Linked DNA regions of Homo sapiens: region 1 is linked to region 2. A link is a contact called in ENCODE Hi-C or POLR2A ChIA-PET data. All regions are on one chromosome and are shown on one strand. Each heading gives the region's core, a stretch centred on a gene start or an enhancer-like site at or near the end of the contact. The rest is flanking DNA. Distances are from core to core; before and after follow the strand shown. Region 1 overlaps ZNF609 (zinc finger protein 609). Region 2 overlaps CSNK1G1 (casein kinase 1 gamma 1).

Region 1 (3,155 bases), core at 159-2,658, 340 kb before region 2:
TCTTAATAAATGCCCAGTATATAGTGGCACCACAATAAAATCTAAGTTTTCTTTAAAAGTATTATTTGGGTGGGCATGGTGGCTCACACCTGTAATCCAACACTTTGGAGGATTGAGGCAGGAGGATCATTTGAGCTTAAGAGTTTGAGACCAGCCTGGGCGACATGGTGAAACCCCATCTCTACCAAAAATACAAAAATTAGCCGGGTGTGGGTGGTGGCGCATGCCTGTCATCCCAACTACTTGGGAGGCTGTGGCAGGAGAATCTCTTGAACTCAGGAGGCGGAGAGCTTGCAGTGAGACGAGATCGTGCCATTGCACTCCAGCCTGGGCAACAGAGCAAGACTCTGTCTCAAAACAAAGCAAAAACAAACAAAAAAACCCCACCTCTATGAGGTTTCTGCTTAACTCAGCAAGACTGAATAAACGAAAAACAAATACAAATAAATTTTAAAAATTAAAAAATATACTCCAGGGGGGCAGGGGAATGGAAGAGATTAAAGTAGGATTGGCCTGGCCCTTTTCTGCTTCAGGTTATTAGATATAAAACAGGAAGGAGGGTGAAATATGACTAAGGAATAAGAACAATAAGAGATCTGAAAATTTTAGTCAAATATGAAAAAGTCATTGGGGTTTTATTTTCCAACTATCTTCCCTGACTTTTCTCTGGCCTGAATGCCACTTCAGGTTGATAATTTACTACCAACTACAGACAGCCCTACCTAACTTGGTTTCTAAACAAGTCGATCTTTTCTTCTGTGACATGAGGACATTTACCTGCTTAGTTCTTTTTTTTTTTTTTTTTGAGACGGAGTTTCGCCTTTGCTGCCCAAGCTGGAGTGCAATGGCGCGATCTCAGCTCACTGCAACCCCCGCCTCCCAGGTTCGAGCAATTATCCTGCCTCGGCCTCCCGAGTAGCTGGGATTACAGGCGTGTGCCACCACGACCGGCTAATTTTTTGTATTTTTAGTAGAAATGGGGTTTCACCATGTTATCTAGGCTGGTCTCGAACTCCTGACCTCAGGTTATTCGCCTGCCTCGGCCTCCCAAAGTGCTGGGATTACAGATGTGAGCCACTGCGCCCAGCCTTACCTGCTTAGTTCTAAGGAGGTGATTAGATGGTTCAGAGGGGACATTATTTTAAGCCTTTAAGTCTCCTCTATCCTACCCCTCCCCCCTTTAAAAAGAAGATCCATTTCACAAAGGCTGAGGGGCAAATACCAAGAGTTTCCCAAATCAACAAGCTTAAATTTCCATTTCTGGGAGCTTTGCCCTGGCCAAACTGCTTCCCAGGGAGAGGCATATTGTGCTTTTCTTTTTCCCGAGTGATACTATATTGGCCTACACCCAGAGTCATTTTTACTCAGCTTTTCAACATGAAAACTTGTTTGGCCAGTCCTCCAGGGCAATTGCAATGCCTTGTCCAAGAGATGCCACCAGTCCATGCCTAAAAGCACCAAGCCTTCGAATAAGGTATACTATTCACAGCAGTGTCATCTCTAGGCAGTAACAGCAATTTTGAACTATGGGTAAAACACCTCACTGTCAAAGGTAGTACAGTAGTTTTCAAGATACATACAATGCTGTACCCAGACTATAATGAATGTCCCAGGTAGAACATATGAAAACGACTGCTTTTTCCTGGTTATTTTTATTTGAGAAGGAAGGAAGAGCCCTTCCTAAATCTGCATAACTAAATATAATCCCATTTGCTTAAGACAAGACCAACAACAAATGTAAAATGTTATTTCAGAAATAACAACAACAACAAAAAATTAAAGCAGGATTAAAAAATTTTAAAAAAAAGGGTGGGCGCAGTGGCTCACACCTCTAATCCCAGCACTTTGGGAGGCTAAGGCGGAAGGATCACTTGAGACTAGGAGTTTGGGGCCAGCCTCAAGTGTGGGTGAAACCCATCTCTACAAAAAATACAACAACTAGCCAGGTGTGGTGGTGCACACTTGTAATTCCAGCTACTGGGGTGGCTAAGGCAGGAGAATTGCTTGAATCGGGGAGGCAGAGGTTGCAGTGAATCCAGATCGCGCCACTGCACTCTAGCCTGGGATGACAGAGTGAGACTCCGTCTCAAAAAAAAAAAAAAGCATAGTTTAGATAGAATCTAAAGGTGAAAGTGAGAAGAGGCTAGAAGGTGAAAGGTATACCTCAAAGGACCTACCAAAGGCACTGGGCCTAAGAAAGCGAAACTAGGCTCAGAAATATTTATGTTGGTAAGAGGAGAACAGCTCTGCTACATGATAGTTCTTGTTCAATTCAACGATAAGATCTGAGGTTACTATACAGAAATAAAGGGAAGGAATTTGTGGACACTGTGAAGAACATGAAGGTTGGAACTGAAATGTAAATATTACAATAATCATTACATTAAGCTATATTCATTCCATGGACCCAAAGTTTCCACTACATAGAGAATCTGGATCCTAAGATTTGCTCTATTGTCATAAAATACCTTTGTATACTAAATGGATAATATTTAACATTATAAAATCAACTGTATGTAACTGGCAAAAAAAGAAAGAAAGGAACAAAAACCAATTTGAATGGTTTGGGCCTCACAGCTGTTCTGCTTATTGAGCATATGCTCTGGAGGAAGCCAGAGATAGGAGATTTGAACTGGTGGTTTTTTTTTTTTTTTTTGAGGGTCTTGCTCTGCTGCCCAGGCTGGAGTGCAGTGGCATGATCATGGTTCACTGCAGCCTCGACCTCCCGGGCTCAAGTGATCCTTCCGCCTCAGCCTCTCAAGTAGCTGGGACCACAGGCATGTATCAACACACCCAGCTAATTTTTTAGTTTTTTGTACAGACAGGCCCTCCCTATGTTGCTCAGGCTGGTCTTGAACTTCTAAGCTCAAGCAGTCCTCCCACCTTGGCCTCCTGAAGTGCTGGGATTACAGGTGTAAGCCACCTTGCCCAGCCAGCTGGCTGTTCCTTAATCTGGTTTCCACTCCCATGTGCCTCTCATAATATAAGCATTTTACTAGGCTTAGGGTGATTCTAGTATTTACAAATACATATTTTTCATTAATATAGTCTAGCTCTCACACAAGTCAGCTCTTATGTGGGGACCTCAGCTGAAGAAATAATGGCTTGTCTCAATGCTAAAGAAAAAACTGATTGTGTTGAATTCATGGAGCCAG
Region 2 (3,157 bases), core at 212-2,711:
GTCTCATGCCACTGGGCTAAGCACTTTCTGTGGGTTGTCTGCACAGTAAACACCATTAGGTAAGCAGCATTGTTCTCCCATTTTAGAGATTAGGAAGCTTAGGCATAGACTGAGGATCTTGCCCAAAGACCCACAGCAAATAACTGGTGGAGCTGGGGTTCAAACTTAGGGCTGATTAGGGCAATTTCTACACTATGCTGCTTCCCTTATTTATGCTAGGTATTATACTAGACAGTCTCATACATTTTCTTGTATAATTCTCTCATCAACCTATAAGAAACAATCTCAAATAGATGGAAGTACTTATCCAAGGGCATATGATATCCAAATTGTTTATCCTATTTTGTGTTCTCTCCCATGTTTCAGCCAAGGTCTTTAACAAGCAGAGTGTTTTGTCCAGCAGTGAGGCCCCTTTTCCCACTTCCCAGCACCCACATAAACAGGAATAATGTGCTGGAAATGAAACCAGGTGGCAGAAGCAGCTACACATGCAAGAGAAGCCTGATTGGGTCCACATTAACCAGATGACAGGAGTGAGAGCCTTCACTTACATTTCGGGGACCATCAGTGAGAACTGGGATGGCAGTGAACCTGAAATAAAGATCGTTGAAATAAGACTGGCTTTCCAAGGGAGAGTGTTTTTTTACCATCTTCCCTCTTGTCGGAGAGGATGTGACAATCTTGTTATTTGTAACTTCGAACCAGTGCTCAAAGCCATGAGGAAATTTCTGAAGGAAAGTGTGATTATTTATAGTTTCTGGTACCCACTGTTGACTTCCTTTTTAGAACTTTTTCTTTCAACATCAGCACTAAGTCTATATCATTATAGCATAATAAACTGAGAGAACTAGACTTCACCCATCACATTCAAGGGAGCCAAGTGATTTTACCTTTAGAAGTCAGCCATGCAGTTATTTTTAACTTAACAAAGTAATGTGTGTGTTTTTGCAATATGAAAGAATCTGTGTTTAGAACAAATTTTCCTCATGGAAATTCACAGATATTAACTCTAAACCTTGGTTAAGTCATTTGTTAGTGTTTCCATCTGTAAAAAAACCTATTTCATAAGATTTTTGTAAGGATTAGATTTACACACACAATGTAGCAGAGTGTCAGACACGGAGTAGGCACTCAGTATGTAAGTTATTATCATCATTATATGATTACATCATTGATATTAGTGTTCTCGCATGATATGGGCCTGGGAACCTTCCCTAAATTGATCCCTTAACCCAGGAAAACAAACATTCCAGACACTGCCTGTTTAGCGACCCTGTCTGGCGCTGGCAAGAGATTTCTGTTGCCATGGTGCCTGTCACACACTTCTGTCTTTCTGTTTCAGGTGGTTAGCTCAACCAATGGAGAGCTGAATGTTGATGATCCCACGGGAGCCCACTCCAATGCACCAATCACAGCTCATGCCGAGGTGGAGGTAGTGGAGGAAGCTAAGTACGTACATCTTTCAAGGGGGCTCTTAAGTCATGGGTTGAAAAATCTTTTCTGTCTCTTCCTCTCTGTGTGCTGCTCGTCTCAGACTGGATTTCTCATGCTTGTAACCACAGCTTTCTTCCTTAACTGTTTTAATTTTTGCATGGTACCTTAAGGCTGCTACTGCCCTTCTTTAGCTGTGATTTCGGGGAAGACAGTCACATTTTTCTAGTTCACATGAAAAAGACATAGTGAACCGAAAGAATCATGTTATCAGGGCTACAGTGGATAGTAGCCATGAGCTTCTTGGGGCTGTGGAGCTTCTTGCTCTATATGGGATATAGAGAAAAATCTGCTGTTAAACCATGGGCCATGCTGAATAGCATTCGATTTCTGATTGTGGGCTAGCAACTGGATGTACAATCATGGAACAAGGAGTTCAGGGCCATTTTGTTCACTCTCAAATGATTCTGGCTTCAGAGAGACTAAGTCAGGCAAGAAAAATATTATAGTCTGCATCTGTGAATGAGAGTGTGGGAAAAGAATGGAAGTCATACTCATCTCAGGAGGGTAAGGAGGTTGCCCCACACCCTTTTCTGCTTCTCTTGCATGTGTATGTCTTGCCCCACCCATACCACCAGCCCCTTGGTGCGCTGCATGGTCTGTGTTTAAACTCTTAAAATCTGGGGTGGAAGGTGAGATAACTGCCAATTCTGCTGCAAAAGCAGCATTTCTACCACTTTTTTCCCCATCCCAAATTTAGATCCAGATTTAGACTTCAAGAAGATACCAGGTAGGGAGAGATAGAGACACCATGAGTCAGTAACTGCTGCTATCCCTGATATGGAGGACCTTTCTTGTGAGCCCTTTGAGAACCTTCAGGATATCCCAGGGTCTTGTTTTCTGAAGCAGACAACGTATTTATAGTGATATTGTACCTAAGTAGTCTCATGAGCCCCCAGGTAGCTTAATACAAGCCAGAACACTCTTATACCTCTAAATGTAAGTTAGTGAGATGCCACTGAGACCTGCATTCTTCCACCTTCCAGATGTACTTTGTATTGTTGTCTTTCCTGCCTATTCCCCTGGTCTCCTGCCCATCTTTTTTATTTATTTATTTTTTGAGACAGGGTCTCTCTCTGTTGCCAAAGCTGGAGTGCAGTGGCACGATCATGGCTAACTGCAGCCTCTATTCCCCAAGCTCAAGTGATCCTCCTGCCTCAGTCTCCCAAAGTCATGAAATTACAGGCATGAACCACTGTGCCCAGCCCTGCCAGTCTATTTGATGAACTCATTTTACCTTCAAGAAGTCCTTTCTAGCCAGGTGTGGTGCTTCATGCCTGTAATCTTAGCACTTTGGGAGGCTGAGGCAGGAGGATCACTTGAGTCTAGAGGTTTGAGACCAGCCTGGGCAACATAATGAGACCCCAACTCTATAAAAAAATTAAAAATTAGCTGGGCATGGTGGTATGCACCTGTAGTCCTAGGTACTTGGAAGGTTCAGGCTGCAGTGAGCTATGGTCATGTCACTGTACTCCAATCTGGGTGATAGGTGCGACCCTGTCACACACACACACACAAAAGTTTTTGGCCAGGTGCAGTGGCTCACACGTGTAATCCCAGCACTTTGGGAAGCTGAGGCAGGAGGATCACAAGGTCAAGAGATTGAGACCATCCTGGCCAACATGGTGAAACCCCGTCTCTACTAAAAATATAAAAATTAGCTGGG

What was found. A loop is a pair of places that touch in the nucleus more often than their neighbours do. ChIA-PET counts read pairs that join two places held with the same protein, here RNA polymerase II (POLR2A).
Region 1: a map of right cardiac atrium shows a loop between it and region 2 (4-fold over the local background). The contact joins two enhancer-like sites. A Hi-C loop is called at or near these places in 1 of 168 maps with a recorded cell type or tissue (right cardiac atrium). POLR2A ChIA-PET finds 5 or more read pairs at or near these places in 3 of 52 experiments (activated CD4-positive, alpha-beta T cell, activated CD8-positive, alpha-beta T cell and activated T-cell).

Annotation. Positions count from the first base shown.
Region 1 is chr15:64,513,589-64,516,743 of GRCh38, reverse strand. The region is part of intron 2 of ZNF609 (zinc finger protein 609); the gene reads right to left. Among named protein-coding and RNA genes, the nearest start is that of ZNF609, 55 kb to the right of the region's middle. RefSeq lists an enhancer at 2,213-2,292. Within about 2 kb of position 1,408, at least 4 of the 41 ENCODE cell types and tissues checked have a DNase peak (open chromatin) inside an H3K27ac peak, as active enhancers do.
Region 2 is chr15:64,178,640-64,181,796 of GRCh38, reverse strand. CSNK1G1 (casein kinase 1 gamma 1) reads left to right here. Exons shown (of 12, transcript NM_022048.5): 11 at 1,343-1,449. Among named protein-coding and RNA genes, the nearest start is that of PPIB, 17 kb to the right of the region's middle. Within about 2 kb of position 1,461, at least 2 of the 41 ENCODE cell types and tissues checked have a DNase peak (open chromatin) inside an H3K27ac peak, as active enhancers do.